Linked DNA regions of Homo sapiens: region 2 is linked to region 1. Evidence: read pairs that join two places in POLR2A ChIA-PET (ENCODE). Cell type or tissue: A673. All regions are shown on one strand. Links, peaks and the distances in the headings refer to the core of each region. The heading gives the core; the rest is flanking DNA.

What was found. ChIA-PET counts read pairs that join two places held together with the same protein. Peaks named below come from ENCODE experiments on the same cell type or tissue, not always from the same donor. Only the 100,000 strongest peaks of a DNase experiment are listed, where the experiment ranks them.
Region 2: POLR2A ChIA-PET joins it to region 1 with 15 read pairs; 7 of 35 experiments call an interaction of 5 or more read pairs at or near these places.

What each region holds. Positions count from the first base shown.
Region 1 is chr15:40,073,015-40,081,698 of GRCh38, reverse strand. LOC105370787 (a long non-coding RNA gene) reads left to right here. Exons shown (of 3, transcript NR_188231.1): 1 at 1-170; 2 at 2,898-3,041; 3 at 5,679-7,412. Among named protein-coding and RNA genes, the nearest start is that of BMF, 32 kb to the left of the region's middle. RefSeq lists an enhancer at 4,137-4,637. In A673, for the core only: no CTCF peak of the experiment used is centred there; DNase peaks (open chromatin) are centred at 4,218 and 4,498; H3K4me3 peaks cover 426 bases; H3K27ac peaks cover 5,606 bases.
Region 2 is chr15:40,171,401-40,179,400 of GRCh38, reverse strand. BUB1B (BUB1 mitotic checkpoint serine/threonine kinase B) reads right to left here. Exons shown (of 23, transcript NM_001211.6): 5 at 2,728-2,924. It overlaps LOC107984763 (a long non-coding RNA gene), which reads left to right. Exons shown (of 3, transcript XR_001751506.2): 3 at 4,917-7,509. Among named protein-coding and RNA genes, the nearest start is that of BUB1B, 14 kb to the right of the region's middle. In A673, for the core only: no CTCF peak of the experiment used is centred there; no DNase peak of the experiment used is centred there; H3K27ac peaks cover 996 bases.

The sequences.
Region 1 (8,684 bases), core at 386-8,385:
AAATCTTCACTTTGTATAATGCGAGGACTTTAAGAAGTTTTGGGAAATGGCTGAGAGGAAAAAAACACAAGGAAGCCAGCAGCCTGCCCCAACTTCTCTATTTTCTAAAGTATCTCTTACCAGAGACCCCCGGTGGGGCTCGGGATAAAGCTTGCAAGAAACAGAAAATGGTGAGCAGTTTTCATGGCTGAGGGGAAGAACATTCTAGATTTTCCTGATAGCCTACTTTGTTTAACCCTTAAGGAAAGTGACATTTTCTTTTTTAAGTTTAAAAAAAAATTATTTTTCAAAGGGCTATTCTCTTTGCTTCATGTCACTGAGGATGGGAAAGAAATATTCCCTTTCCTGGGTTTGGGGAATGACCTGTGAAACTGTGGAGGCTTCTGGAGAGGAGGGCTGGGCCAATCCATTTCAAAGTTCTGGTTGGGGAAGACTTGTGTTTTTGTTTTTACCCTAAAGTTTCCTTTTTCTTTTCTTCTTCTTCTTCTTCTTCTTTTTTTTTTTTCTCTCTCCCAGTTTATGGGTAGTAGCCCATGTTAGCCGTAAAGGAAGTCAAGTTTCCTTTGATTGTTCTTGCCCTGATCAAAGTGGCAGACAGTGGAAGGGAAAATACCAGAGCCCCAAAATGATGGTAACTCTGGAGTCCCGAGATTAGGTATTTGTGAACAGTACAGATAACAGAATTGGTCAGGTGCCTGCTAGTCTCATGTCCATCCCTGAAGAAAGTAATGGAGTAGTGTAGATTAGAATCAAGCAAGTCAGTTCCACGTCCTCGGGGCTAGTGGAATTCCTTAGGCAGGGGATGACAAATAAGTTTCATCTCTAGCGATAATGAGAAACTGGCAGCCAGCTGTATTGGGAAGGTTTCTGATGCTACATCCAGGCTTAGCCCAAAAGAGTACCATGACCAAAGAGCAATGTCTACTGGGCATGGGAGGAGGAAACAACCTCACATATTTGATGTCCCTTATCTAGCACAATTTCAGAAAGTTAGACTGTCATATATGTGCAAAGATAAGTAGAAAACAGTCAGCCCCAGAAAAGAAATGGTAGACAGAATGAGAGAAGTAACTAGAGACAGTGATGCTTGCTAAACATTGTATTTAGTCCTGTATATTAGGTGAACCATTTGACAAGTTCCAGACAATGAAATATAAGCAGAAATGATGCAGATCACCTCTGGGCTAAGACAGAAAATACCCACGTGCCCTTCTTTACTTTCCTCTTTCCTTGTTCCAGTGATTGAAGAGGCCCCTTGTTCCAATAGCACAACTACAAAATGAAATAGCCTTTTTCATCCTGTGTCCTTAAGTGACTATGTGGAACCATGTCCCTGCCAACCTGGAATGAACATGCAGCAGAGAGAGAAGTCAATGTTTTTTTGTGTCCACTGAAATTTGGGGGTTGCTTTATTACTGCAGCATACCCTGGCCTATCCTGAATAATATAGTAGTCAAAGAGGAACAATTTTTTTTCTCTTTACATTTTGTGTCCATATTAGAGATTACTATTTCAAAAACTGAAAGATAAAACCTTGAAAATCAACTGTGGTATATATATGACTCACCAGTCTGAAAGATGCTATTTGACATAGAGATTACAATTATCCAAAATAGTGGCAATATATGTGAAAGTAATTTGAAAGTATAAACATATTTAAAAATATATATATATATATACATACACATATACATACACACATATGTATATTTTTTTGAGATGGGGTCTTGCTCTGTCACCCAGGCTGGAGTGCAGTGGCGCATTCTTGGCTCACTGCAACTTCTGCTTCCTGGGTTCAAGTGATTCTCCTGCCTCAGCCCCCCAAGTAGCTGGGATTACAGGCGCCTGCTATCATGCCCGGCTAATTTCTGTATTTTTAGAAGATACGGGGTTTTACCATGTTGGCCATGCTGGTCTCGAACTCCTGACCTCAAGTGATCTGCCCGCCTCGGCCTCCCAAAGTGCTGGAATTACAGGTGTGAGCCACCATGTCCAGCCCATAATACATTTTTAACATAATTTCTGGTAGTAGCACTTACGTTACCCATATTACCATCACTGCCTGAGGCCAGGGAGAATGGTGAGAAGGATCAGCTATGAAGAGGAGAAGAAAAGCCTTCAGAGTTATGAAAACAATAATGTTAGGGGACTTGGGCTGGAAAAATCTATATATAAAAGGTAGAAGAGACCTTGGCAATTTAATCATATGTCAAATAATTTCTTAGAGAAAAAGAGCTGATAACCCTCTGATCACAATTAACAAAGTATTTCCATGCCAGGATCCATTCACCAATCTATTCCAAAATGTTTGTGCAAATGGGTCAGTGTATACACTTATTAAACACCAGGCTTGCTGATCAGGTTTTTATTTTCTTTTCAACTATTGTTCTTAATTCCCATCACAAATACTGTATTTGTACTACTGAGCAATTTTGTAATTTATTTTCTGTCCTCTGCTGTTCAGTTTCCATTCCCATGTTTCAGAGCCCTTTGCAGCATTCATTGTGATTATAGCCATTTCGGGTTTTGTCCATTGTTCTCAGATTCTATCAGTCTTTGAATCTTGGATTATTTCTTTAGGAAACATTCCTAGAAGTGCAATTTCTGGGTCACAGTAAGCAACACAAATTGCTATAATACATAAGGCCCCAAACCTCAAAGACTTCACACAATAAAAGTTTATTTCTCACTCACAGAGCTGTTCAATGTTGAGTATTTGGTGGGTGGCCTTTAACATGGTGATTTAGGATCCAGGTTCCATCTAGCTTGTCACTCTGCTGTCTTCAGCGTGTACCTTGAAAAGCCACTATACACAGAGAAAGAGAGGGTGGAGGAGGCACATCTTTACCGTGTCAGCTTGGAAGCAACACACACTGCCTCCATTCATTTTTCATTAGCAAGGGCTGGTGGCATGGTGCCACACCTACGGCAAGGAGAACTGAGGAATATGGTCCCTGTCTGGGCAGCCACTTCCCTGCATCACCTGCACACTATGGAAGGAAGCATGATAAGTGGACTGCTAACCATCTCTGGATACAAGGGTATGAATTTCTCAAAAGCCTTTGATACCTGTCCCTAAATTGTCTTCCAGAAAGTTTTTATCATTTTACACTTTTGTTTACAGTATATGAGAGTCCCACCTAACACAAGGTCACCAAAATTGAATACAGTACAGTCGACCCTTGAACAATGTTGGGATTAGGGGCACTGACCACCCCCACCCCCATTAGTTGAAAATTCATATATATAACTTTTGACTCCTCCAAAACTTAACTACTAATAGCTTACTGTTGACAAAAGCCGTAGTGATAACATAGTCGATTCACACATATTGTGTGTGTTATATGTATTATATTCTGTGTTCTTACAATAAACTAGAGCAAAGAAGATGTTATTAAGAAAATCATAAGGAAGAAAACATATATTTAGTATTCATTATGTGGAAGTGGATCGTCATCAAAATCTTCATTCTCATCATCTTCACATTGAATAGGCTGAGGAGGAGGAAGAGAGGGGTAGGTCTTGCTGTCTTAGGAGTGGCAGAGGCAGTAGAGATGAAGGAGTTCGTAGAAGGGGAGGCACGGGAGGCAGGAGAGGCAGGCACACCTGGTGTAACTTTTATTGAAAAAAATCTGGGCTGAGCACCATGGCTCATGACTGTAATCCCAGCATTTTGGGAGGCCAAGGCAGGAGGATTCCTCGAGCCCAGGAGTTTGAGACTAGCCTGGGCAACATGGTGAAACCTTGTGTCTACAAAAAATATATAAAAATTAGCTGGGCATGGTGGCACGTGCCTGTAGTCCCAGCTACTCGGGAGGCTGAGGTGGGAAATCACCTGAGCCCAGGGAGGTTGAGGCTGCAGTGAGCCATGATCGTGCCACTGAATTCCAGCCTGGGTGACAGAGTGAGACCCTGTCTCAAAAAACAAAAAAACCAAAAAAAAAAAAAAAAAAAAAAAAACAACAAAAAAAAGCATGCACATAAGTGGACTCACGCAGTTCAAACCCTTGTTCAAGGGTCAACTGTATTATCATTTGAAACTTTTTTTGTTTTTTTTTTGAGACAGGTCTCACTCTGTTGCCCAGGCTGCAATGGCACAATCATAGCTCACGGCAGCTTCGACCTCTTGGGTTCAAGCCGTCTTCCCTCCTCAGGGGAGGACGTCTAGCTTATTGAGCTAAACAGAACCTGGATCCTAAATCACCACGTTTCCATCTAGTGCTGGGAATACAGCTGTGAGCCAACATGGCCAGCCTGAAACATTTTTATTTTGCTAATTTTACGAGTGAAAAGGGACTTTCTTTTTCCTTCTTTCTCCTTCCTTCCTTCTTTCCTTCCTTCCTTCCTTCCTTCCTTCCTTCCTTCCTTCCTTCCTTCCCTCCATCCCTCCCTCCCTCCCTCCCTCCCTCTTTCTCTTTCTTTTTTTTTGACACAAGGTATCACTCTGTCGCCCAGGCTGGAGCATAGTGGCACGATCATGGCTCACTGCAGCCTTGACCTCCTGAGCTCCTGGGCTCAAACAGCCCGCCCCCTTCCGCCACCCCTCCACCGCCAAGTATCTGGGACTACAGGCGTGCACCAACACGCTTGCTAATTTTATTTTATTTTTTTTTTGAGATGGAGTCTTGCTCTTTCTCCCAGGCTGGAGTGCAGCGGCGCGATCTCGGCTCACTGCAAGCTCCGCCTCCCGGGTTCACGCCATTCTCCTGCCTCAGCCTCCCGAGCACAGTAGCTGGGACTACAGGCGCCAGCCACTATGTCTGGCTAATTTTTTTTTTTTTTTTTTTTTTTTTTGTATTTTTAGTAGAGACGGGCTTTCACCGTGTGTTAGCCAGGATGGTCTCTATCTCCTGACCTCGTGATCCGCTCGCCTCGGCCTCCCAAAGTGCTGGGATTACAGGCGTGAGCCACTGTGCCCTGCGCTAATTTTTTATTTTTTATTTTTTATTTTGTAGAGACCAGCTATGTTGCTCAAACTGGTCTAGAACTCCTGGGCTCAAGCGATCCTCCCACCTCTACCTCCCCATTCGCTGGGATTACAGCCATGAGCTACAATGTCCACCCAGAATGAGACATTTCATTGTTTAACTTTCACTTTCTTATTTTCTAAATTAGTAAGAAATATTTAAATACTTAATTGCCATTGTTTCTTCTGCGAGTTGTCTCTTCCTTAGTATTTGGCTGTTTTTAACTTTTGGAATTAGTATTTTATTGTCTACGAGAATTCTTTATAAACTGCTATTTGTCTTACAATTTCACTTCGAGTCACAAATTTTTTTCAATGCAGCCAAATCAAGCCTTCCTTTGTGACTTCTGTTGCATTTATGCTTATATAACTTTTCATATAAAAATGTTCAAGAAGGCTGGACGCAGTGGAATGCACTTGTGGTCCCAGCTACTTGAGAAGCTTAGTCAGGAGGATCACCTGAGCCCAGGAGTTTAAGGCTGTAGCACACCATGATCATGCCTGTGAATAGCCACTGCACTCTGGTCTGGGCAGCATGGCAAGACCCTGTCTTGACTATATATATATATATATATTTTTTTTTTCAAGTCTTTACCTATACATTCTTCTCGTTTCTTTCTTTTTAAATTGCTTCCTTTCAAAAATAATAATTATTTAGCCTAACTAGCACGTGTGAGGTAAGGAGCTACCTTAAGTTCTTCTTCCCCAACAGGTAGCCGGCTCCACGCACTGACCGCAGCTCTGAGGCTGACACTTCCCTGAAGACCCAGAGTGTGGATCGTCAGTCAGGACTTCCATCTTGCTCCCGCAGCCCTTCTGCATGAGTGAAGTCAAGTGAGCGTGAGGCCGTTCACCACTCTCCTGGTCTTTTCCATTTCTCACTTGGTGCTCCCCTCAGTAGCAGCACATGCCTCTAAGCCCCTGTGTATTCATTCTGCCAAGAAAGTCCCAGTGCTGTAGTGCCACGCGATTGGCCGAGATGGCTAAGATACCCCAACTCACTCAATTCCCTCCTTCTCCTATCACTAGACTGCAGGGGAACCATTTTCATTCCAATGGTGTTATTTTCCTGCCCCGTGTACCTCTTTCCCTTTCAGCTTTTACCCAGGATCTTGCCAGTCTTTCTTACTGGAAATTCCCGTCCTCAACCCCCTCCCCTTTGGGAGGTAGGAAGTCATTTTTGCTGACTCATTTGTCCTCTGCCCTTCTGCTGCCCCACGTTGCTTCCCCCTTTCTCCAGAGCCACTGGAGTCTTCTCCACAAGGTTTACTTTGCGGCCTTTATGGAAACCAGCCCCTCTACTCTTTTGGGATTTGGAGTTTCAGAGCGAGTTCCTGTTGGCTCCGGGCCCACTGTTCACCTGGGCTTCTGGCTTGCTTACGGTCCTACCTATTTATCAGAGGTGACAGCCTGCTGGCAGTCCTCAGAGCCCTCGCTTGCTCTCGGCACCTCCCCTGCCTGGGCTCCCACTTTGGTGGCATTTGAGGAGCCCTTCAGCCCCCACTGCACTGTGGGAGCCCCTTTCTGGGCTGGCCAAGGCCGGAGCCCACTCCCTCAGCTTGCAGGGAGGTGTGGAGGGAGAGGCACGAGTGGGAACCGGGGCTGCGTGCGGCCTTGTGGGCCAGCTGGAGTTCCAGGTGGGCGTGGGCTTGGTGGGCCCCGCACTCGGAGCAGCCAGCCAGCCCTGCTGGCCCCGGGCAATGGGGGACTTAGCACCCAGGCCAGCGGCTGCGGAGGGTGTACTCGGTCCCCCAGCAGTGCCGGCCCACCGGTGCTGTGCTCGATTTCTCGCTGGGCCTTAGCTGCCTTCCCGCGGGGCAGGGCTCGGGACCTGCAGCCCGCCATGCCTGAGCCTCCCACCCCCTCCGTAGGCTCCTGTGCGGCCCGAGCCTCCCCGACGAATGCCGCCCCCTTCTCCACGGCGCCCAGTCCCATCGACCACCCAAGGGCTGAGGAATGCGAGCGCACGGCGCAGGACTGGTAGGCAGCTCCACCTGCAGCCCCATTGCGGGATCCACTAGGTGAAACCAGCTGGGCTCCTGAGTCTGGTGGGGACGTGGAGAGTCTTTATATCTAGCTCAGGGATTGTAAACACACCAATCAGCACCCTGTGTTTAGCTCAAGGTTTGTGAGTGCACCAATCGACACTCTGTATCTAGCTGCTCTGGTGGGGCCTTGGAGAACCTGTGTGTGGAAACTCTGTACCTAACTAATCTAATGGGGACGTGGAGAACCTTTGTATCTAGCTCAGGGATTGTAAACGCACCAATCAGCGCCCTGACGAAACAGGCCACTCGGCTCTACCAATCAGCAGGATGTGGGTGGGGCCAGATAAGAGAATAAAAGCAGGCTGCCCAAGCCAGCATTGGCAACCCGCTCGGGTCCCCTTCCAGGCTGATAGAAGCTGTGTTCTTTCGGTCTTTGCAATAAATCTTGCTATTGCTCACTCTTTGGGTCCACGCTGCGTCTATGAGCTATAAGCTATAACACTCACCGCGAAGATCTGCAGCTTCACTCCTGAGACCACGAGCCCACCGGGAGGAACAAACAACTCCAGACGCGCTGCCTTAAGAGGTATAACACTCACCGCGAAGGTCTGCAGCTTCACTCCTAAGCCAGCGAGACCACAAACCCACCAGAAGGAAAAAACTCGGAACACGTGTGAACATCAGAAGGGACAGACTTCAGACGCGCTACCTTAAGAGCTGTAACACTCACCGCGAGGGTCCGCGGCTTCATTCTTGAAGTCAGTGAAACTAAGAACCCACCAATTCCGGACACATTTAGACTTGTTTCTCAGGTCGGGGGTGGCGCACGGTTGATTTCTGGCTGCCTTTAGTGCTGATTGCGAAAGCGAAGGCTTGAGACCAGGCGTGGTGGCTCACACCTGTAATCCCAAAACACTGAGAGGCCAAGGTGGGAGGATTGCTTGAATCCAGGAGCTGGAGCCCAGCCTAGGCAACATCATGAGGCCCCGTTGCTGGAAAAAAAAAAAAAAAAAAAAAAAAGGGAAGAGTTGGAGCCCTGGGCTTGTCCCTGGGCCTGGTGGGCTCTCTAGTGGGTGGAAACAGCAGGCAAGTCTTCTTTATTCTCAAGTCCTGCGGATCTTTTTTTTTTTTTTTGAGACGGAGTCTCGCTCTGTCCCCCAGGTTGGAGTGCAGTGGCGCCATCTTGGCTCACTGGAAGCTCCGCCTCCCAGGTTCACGCTATTCTCCTGCCTCAGCCTCCCGTGTAGCTGGGATTACAGGCACCCGCCACCACGCCCGGCTAATTTTTTGTATTTTTAGTAGAGACGGGGTTTCACCGTGTTAGCCAAGATGGTCTCGATCTCCTGACAGTGATCTGCCCGCCTCGGCCTCCCAAAGTGCTGGGATTACAGGCGTGGGCCACCGCGCCCAGCCTATCACTTTTAATAGAGAAGGAAAGAGGGGCGGAGGAGCGGATGGAGGAGTGATGTTAATGGGACATGCGCACTTCCCTAGCACTGCACTAGGGTGTCAGGGTACAGTTGATGCCTTGGGAGAACTGGAAACTCCTGATTTGGGAGAGTGATGGTATTGGCTGGGAGTGATTGTCATACATTCTGAACTCTGATGCCCGTTCTGAGACCCCTGGGATGCCAGGCTCTTCCCAGGGAATAGCGTTGACAGCTAAGCTGCTTCAACAGAAAGGCCACAGAGGCGACACATTCCCGTTTGTCCCCGGCCACTAGAAAGTG
Region 2 (8,000 bases), core at 1-8,000, 98 kb before region 1:
GAAAATGACACAAAAACCTGTTACGCAAATATAACAGTATTATTTTGTAATAGCCAGAAGGTGCAAACAACCTAAATGTTCACTAACTGATGAATGGATAAATAATATTCATATGATGGAATATCATTCGGCAATAAACAGGAATAAAGTACTGATACATGTCACAACTATGTTCATTTATGATGAACCTTGAAAACAGTATGCTGAAAATCCCTGTTCCACCCTTCCCTCCCTGGAAAAAAAAAAAGGAAATAGTATGCTAAGTAAAAGAAGCCAATCACAAAAGACCATGTATTGTAGGATTCCATTTAACTAAAATGTCCAGAATAAGCAAATCCATAGAGACAAAAAGCAGAGTAGTGGTTGCCTAGGAGCGAGGTAAGTAGGAATGGAGAGTGACTGCTAATGGGCATGGGGTTCATTTTAGGGTGTTAAAAATGTTCTAAAATTAGATTGTAATGATGATTATACAACTCTAAGAGTGGTTTTTTTTTAATGTGGTTTTTAAAAAGTAAAGAAAGGGAAAAGATGTATCATGCAAACAAAAAGGAAGCTGGAATAGCTGTACTAATATCAGACCAGGTAGACTTCTGAATAAGGAGTATTATCAGGGATAAAGGGAGACATTATATAATGATACAGGGGTCAATTCTAAATGTTTATGCATCTAAAAGAACTTCAAAATATATTAGGCAAAACTGATGGGACTAAAAGAAATAGACAAAATCACAAAGAGGCTTCAAAACCCTTCTTAGTAATTGATATAACAAGTAGACAGAAAGTCATCAATGATACAGAAGACCAGAACAGACTACCAGTCAACTTGCCCTAAATTATATTTACAGAATATTACACTCTAAAAAACAGAATACACATATTTTTCAAGTGTACATGAAGCATTCACCAAGATAAACCATAATCTGGGTGATAAAACAAACCTTAACAAATTTAAGACTTGAAACCATATACCTTATGTTCTCTGACCACTATGGAATTAAACTAGATATCAATAACAGAGATATCTGAAAAATCCAAAAACACTTCCTAACTGAAGTAATACACTTCTAAGTAACTCATGGGTCAAAAGGAAGACACGGGGTAAGCTAGAAAATATTTTGAACTAAATTAAAATGAAAATACAGTATATCACAACTTGTGGGATACAACTAAAGCAGTGCTTAGAAGGGAATTTAGAGCATTAAATGCTTATATTAGAAAAAGAGAAAGGTCTAGAATCAGTGATCTAGGCTTTCACCTTAAACTACAAAAAGAAGAGCAAGTTATATCCAAAGCAAGCGGGAAGAAATAAAGTGCAGAAATAAAATTAAGAACAGAAAATCATTAAGAGAAAAAAAAAAAAAATCAATGAAATGAACCCAAAAGCTGGTTTTCTAAAACAATCAGTAAAATTGATATCCAAGCCAGACTGAGAAGACATAAATTACCAGTATCAGGAGAAAGGGAGAATCACTATATAACCTACAGACATTAAAAGCATAATAAGGGAATATTATGAACAACTCTATGCCCACAAACTCATTAACTTGGATGAATGGATCAATTCCTTGAAAGACAAAAATCTACCAAAGTTTACTTAAAAAAAAAAAAGCCTAAATAAATGGAGAATTATACCATATTCCTGTATAATCCTAATCAAAATCCCAGAAAGCTGATTCTAAAACTTATATAGAAAGTCAAATGAACTACCAGAGTTAAATATAAGAATAAAGTTAGAGGACTCATTTTATCTGATTTCTAGACTTACTATAAAAGGTATAGTAATCTAGATAGCATGGTAAACACTAATGGATAGACACGTACATCGGTAGAAAAAATAGAATAATAGAAATAAACCTACATGAATATGATCAACTGATTTTTTAAAAATCAAGGTATAAAGGCAATTCAATGGAGAAAGGTTAGTCTTTTCAACAATTGGCATTGGAACAAATGAACATTAATATGCTAAAAAAGAACCTTAACCTCTATCCTCTACAAAAATTAACTCAAAATGGATCAGGGATCTAAATGTAAAAAGTGAAATTATAAAACTTGAAGATGAAAACTTGAAGATGAAAATCTCTGTAACAATCTTTGGCTAGACAAAAAATTCTCAGACACAACATCAAAAGCACGATCCATACAAGAAAAACTTGTAAATTAGACTTCTTTAAAATTAAAAACTTCTGTTCTAAAAAAGACAGTTAAGAAAATGAACAGACCAGGCTTAAGCTGAGAGAAAATATTTTCAAATCACATATCTGACAAAGGCTTATACTTACAATCTATAAAGAACTTTTACAACTCAAATGCATTATGCTAAATCAAACAGGCCAAACTCAAAAGGCTATATATTATACGATTCCATTTATATGGCAGTCTGGAAAAGGCAAAACCACAGGCTGGAGAATAAATCAGTGTTTGCCAGGGGTTTGGGTTCAGCATAGGTACTAATTACAAAGGGAATTCTTTTGGGGGGTGTGAAATTATTCTGTATCTTGTTAATGATGATGATCACAAGTCTTTTTACTCCTAGTACCATATACCAAAGAGTGGATTTTACTCTATGATAAATAAAATTTTTAAAATATATCTTTAAAAAAATTGAATAGTAACTAAGTAAACTTAACATGCCAATCCACCAGAAAGCACTTTATTCAGATGCAAAAAAGAGATAATTTATTTCTATTATTTTTAGAGTTAAGACAAGCTCCAAAGAAAGTTTACCGGTGCTGGGACTGTAGTCTTTCTAGTGGTTCAGCCTTCTGTTGAATCCCTTCCTGAAATATCGCATCTGCTTTCCTAAAGTTTTCTCTAGCTTCATATTCTTCTGCCCATGAGATATAGAACTGAGCAAGTGAAACACCAATCCCTTGGTTGTGCAAGTAACTGTACATATCCAAAGGCTCATTGCATAAACGCCCCTGTAACAGAAGTGTTAACAGTTAACCAATTTCTACTCACGTATTGAATGCCTATTAGTTGCCAAACAATCACTGGAGATACTACATGCAATTCCTGTATTGAAAAAAAAATCTATTATTACAATGTGATAAGGACCATACTGGGAGGACCTAAAAAAGAGGCAAAACTGAGCGATTTGTAAGAAGAGTTGGAGAGTAAAGGCTTCAAGAAGGAGTAATAAGCCAGGTGCAGTCGCTTCTGCCTGTAATTACAGCACTTTGTGAGGCCGAGGTAGGAGTAGGAGGATCGCTTGAGGTTAGGAGTTTGAGACAAGCCTGGGCAACATAACAAGACCCTGTCTCTACAACAAAATTTAAAACTTTAGCTGGGCATGGTGGAAGGCGCCTGTAGTCCTAGCTACCCAGGAGGCTGGGGCAGGAGAATCACTTGAGCCCAAGAGTTTGAGGCTGCAGTGAACTATGATGGTGCCACTGCATTCTAGCCTGGGTGACAGAGTGAGACCCTGTCTCTAAAGAAAATTAAAAAAAGGGGGGAGGAAGGGGTTAACATTTGAGCTTAGCCCTGAAGGAGAAATGGACTTTTATCAGGTGGAAAATGGGAAGGGAAGGGTATTTCAGCCAGAGAAAATAGCATAAGCAAAGATACAGAAAATTAAAAGTTATGTAGGGGTCCAGGCTAGATAGTTGTCTGGAGAAAAAGGCTGTGATAGGTCTTGAATATCAAGCTAATCAATTTTGAATCTGCCTAATAGTAATTGTTGTATGTGTTAGGGTGGGTGAGCGATAAGCAAAGGAATGACATAGTCAAATCTGTGTTTTAGAAGGGACATTATGAGACCATATACAATGTAGATAATTCTATTAGCAAGAGGGAGGAAAATATCACTAAAAACCTCACATCACAAACATTTTGATAAATTTTTTCAGTCTTTTTTCCCTTAAGGATGAAAGGATATGTATTATCTTATAAAGTTTTGATCATAATAAAATTTGCTTTTATTCCACTATAATACTGCATCATTCACTTTTCCACGCTGCTGCTTACACTTAACCATTATTTTTAATTTTTTTTTATTTCTACAGACAAGGTCTTGCTCTGTTGCCCAGGCTGGACTGCAGTGACGCAATCATAGCTCACTGCAACCTCGAATTCTTTTCACTATTATTTTTAAATGAATGCATCATGTTTCATCTAATAGAGCTTCCATAATTTAATTGTTCATCTACTTCTGGATATTTAAACAACTTCTAATTTTGCCCAATTATAAATAATTCTATAAAAAATAACTTCATGCATACAACCTTTCACATTTTACATTATTCCCTTAAGAGAAATTCCTAGAACTATGTTAAAAGGTAACAAATTGCTTTCTGAGAAGGTTGTAAAAATTGTTAATGCTAAAATTTAATAATTCGCAAAAATACTCATTCCACCAGACTCTAATCAGCATTAGAAGCTATTAAAAACAATCCCTAAATTCACATAAAAATAGCATTTTTTTTCCTTTTTTTTGAGACAGAGTCTCACTCTGTCGCCCAGGCTGGAGTGCAGCGGCGCGATCTCGCCTCACTGCAACTTCCGCCTCCCAGGTTCAAGTGATCCTCCTGCCTCAGCCTCCCGAGTAGCTGGGACTATAGGCGCCCGCCACCACGGCTGGCTAATTTTTGTATTTTTAGTAGAGATGGGGTTTCACCATATTGGCCAGGATGGTCTCCATCTCTTGACCTGGTGATCCACCCACCTCGGCCTCCCAAAGTGCTGGGATTACAGGTGTGAGCCACCATGCCTGGTCAAAAATAGCATTTCAATGTTCTAGTTAGGAGTTCTGTTACTACTAGAGAAGCTACCATTTGTTACTTTACCAAATATCTCCTATTTATCTGTTCCTAATTGTCTAGCCCAGGTTAAGTCCGTCTTGTATTTGTTCCTATAGAACTCGTAATTTTCTCTCTGTTACAGTTACAATTAATGGCTTCATATTTGTCTTTCAGATAAACTAAGCTCTACAAACTCAGAAGACATTGCTATGATATGCCAGCCCTTAATCATGGTCTAGTACAACAAATGCTAAATAAATGGAATGTTTTATTTATATCTTTAACAAAAATAATTAGTATTTTATAGTTTAATTTTGCAGTAATTCAGTAAATGGATTTTTCTTGCTTATTTAAATTAGTGATGTTTTCTCATATGTGGTGGTGTTTCAAGAAAAGTTATAACTCTGAATGTGCTACCAGCATAAGATCCAGTCTTTGATATCTGTCACTACATAAATATAGCTTAACATTGATTTCACTATTTTGAGAGCTTTCTGAATGGTTCTGGTGTTCTTGTGCGTGGGACAGCCAGTAAAGATCAGGTTATTCAGAGTGCTGAATAAGATCACTTAAGAAATAACATAAATAAAAGGACTATATGGTTAGATTAATAGATCTAAAAGTTAAATAAACCTTTTTTTTGGTAACCCTTAAATTGCCAAACTAAAATAATTTTATACCTTTAAATAAAAATACCAGAAGTTTTCCAGAAACAATTTTTTCCTTAGCTAGACTGTAGGAGTCACATAAAATAACTGACTGGAGAAATCCTTCTGCAAAGCGAAAGAAAGTAGTGTGAAGAATTCATCTGTTACTCCTCTTGACCAGACCCACAAAGAAAAAGCAATAGTTTAATATGTACCTCGTTAGCCACATACAAAGTTCAGATTATTGCTGATCATTCTAGTGCTGATCATTTGAATTTGATGGTTGTCTATACCCGTGCTTCTCAAAAAATCTGTGGCGAAGGGGCCAGTTTTATTGTGTGTATGTGTGTGTTCCATTATGGACTGATATAAAGTACAATAAAAACAGAAGTTACTCAAAGAATGATGATGTGCTTGGATGTCCCGGCAATATCAAATTGTTACCAAAGTTTCCAAAAGCTCACTTTCAATTTTTGAACTTATCTCAAACAGTATGCAAACCCTTCTTTCAGTAGCACTGATCTAGATTATGCTTTTTACTTCATGATATTATTCTTCTTCAGTACAAGCACCAGGTTATCAAAAATAAACAGATAAATTATTCTAATTAATTGTTACTTTTAACAACTCCAATTAAATATAATCATAGAATCCTGGGATTAAAAGTCACTTTAGAGGTGCAGCTAGTCCAATCTTTTTTTTTTTTTTTTTTTTTTATCTTTTTTTCTGAGACTGAGTCTCGCTCTGTCGCCCAGGCTGGAGTACAGTGGCATGATCTCAGTTCATGCAACCTCTGTCTCCTGGGTTCAAGCGATTCTCCTGCCTCAGCCTCCCGAGTAACTGGGATTACATGTGCGCACCACCACGTGCGGCTAATTTTTGCATTTTTTGTATTTTTAGTAGAGATGAGGTTTCACCATGTTGGCCAGGTTGGTCTCGAACTCCTAACCTCAGATGATACACTTACCTTGGCCTCCCAAAGTGCTGGGATTACAGGTGGGAGCCACCACACCCAGTCTCCAATCTTATAATAAATTACATGTAAAGATATTATTTAGGCTAGTGACAAATGAAGGACAAAATCCATTGTTACACCACCAGGGTCCACAGACTCCAGGCTAACAAATCTGTTTAGCATTCTTTGGGTGCCATTCTTCATTATAAGTTTCTGTAACTAATATCCATAGGGTAATTTCTCCAACCTTTCACTAAGGATGTAAAAATATTTGTCGAATGTCCTGAGGAAATCAAGATACCTCATGGCTTCAGGATTTACCTAATTTTCTATACTTGTAACTACAGTTGACCCTTGAACAACACAGGTCTGAACTGCATAGGTTCACATATACAGATTTTCTTCCATCTCTGCCACCCGTGAGACAGCAAGACGAACCCGTTTTCTTCCTCCGCAGCCTACTCAATGTGAAGACGAGGATGAAGATCTTTACAATCATCCACTTAATGACTATTAAATATACATTCTCTTCCTTATAATTTTCTTAATAACATTTTCTTTTCTCTAGCTAAGATTGTTGTAAAAAAAAAGATATAATACATATGGCATACAAACTATGTGTTCATCAACTTTATGTTATTGGTAAGGCGTCTGGTCAACAGTAGGCTATTAATAATTTTGGGGGCCAAAAGTTATATGCAGACTTTCAACTGGGTGAGGGGTGGGCACACCTAAGCCCTGTGTTGTTCAAGGGTCAACTGTATTGGAAGTTTAAAATCAGTCCTCCTTAAGACTTTAGTAAGAAATTTATTTCTTACTTTATTACTTTATTTTAGTAAGAAATTTATTTCTTACTTTATTACTTTATTTTAGTAAGAAATTTATTTCTTACTTTATTACTTTTAGTAAGAAATTTATTTCTTACTTTATTACTTTATTTTAGTAAGAAATTTATTTCTTTATTTTAGTAAGAAATTTATTTCTTACTTTATTTTATTAAGAAATCTTATCAGTTTTAATGCCAAGAGATTTATTTTAGTAAGAAATCTTATCAGTTTTAATGTCAATATTTCATCATATTGTGGTGGTTGTAAATAATTCCAAATATTTATTGTTTATTTTTTTAAATTTATTTTAGAATAAAAGCAGTAATATTAATGTCTAACAAACGGTGGTCATTTTTTTAATAAAAAATATGTTTTTCCTACATGTCAAGTAAGACAGTACAAAGTAGTGCTGGGATTACAGGCATGAGCCACCATGCCCAGCTGAGGCAGACATTTTTGGCTGTAGCAATATACTAGGTGAAAAAAGTCCAAAGACCAATAAAAAACTAAAATATCACTTCTTTGTGTTGATGACTTTCATAAAGGAGTGAAAGGGATACCAGAATCACAGAGGGAAGTTTTTCCCCAAACAACCACACTGCTGCCAAATGTTAGCTCCTGCACCTCCTCCTCCAGTACAGTTGAATGGCCCAATTATGTTTTTCTGTTTTGGTTGTTTTTTTGAGACAGGATCTTGCTCTGTCACTTGGGCTGGCGGACAGTGGTGCAATCTCAGCTCACTGTAGTCTGGACGTCCCGGGCTCAAGCGACCCTCCCACCTCAGCCTCCTGAGTAGCTGGGACTACAGGTGCTGTGCCACCACACCTGG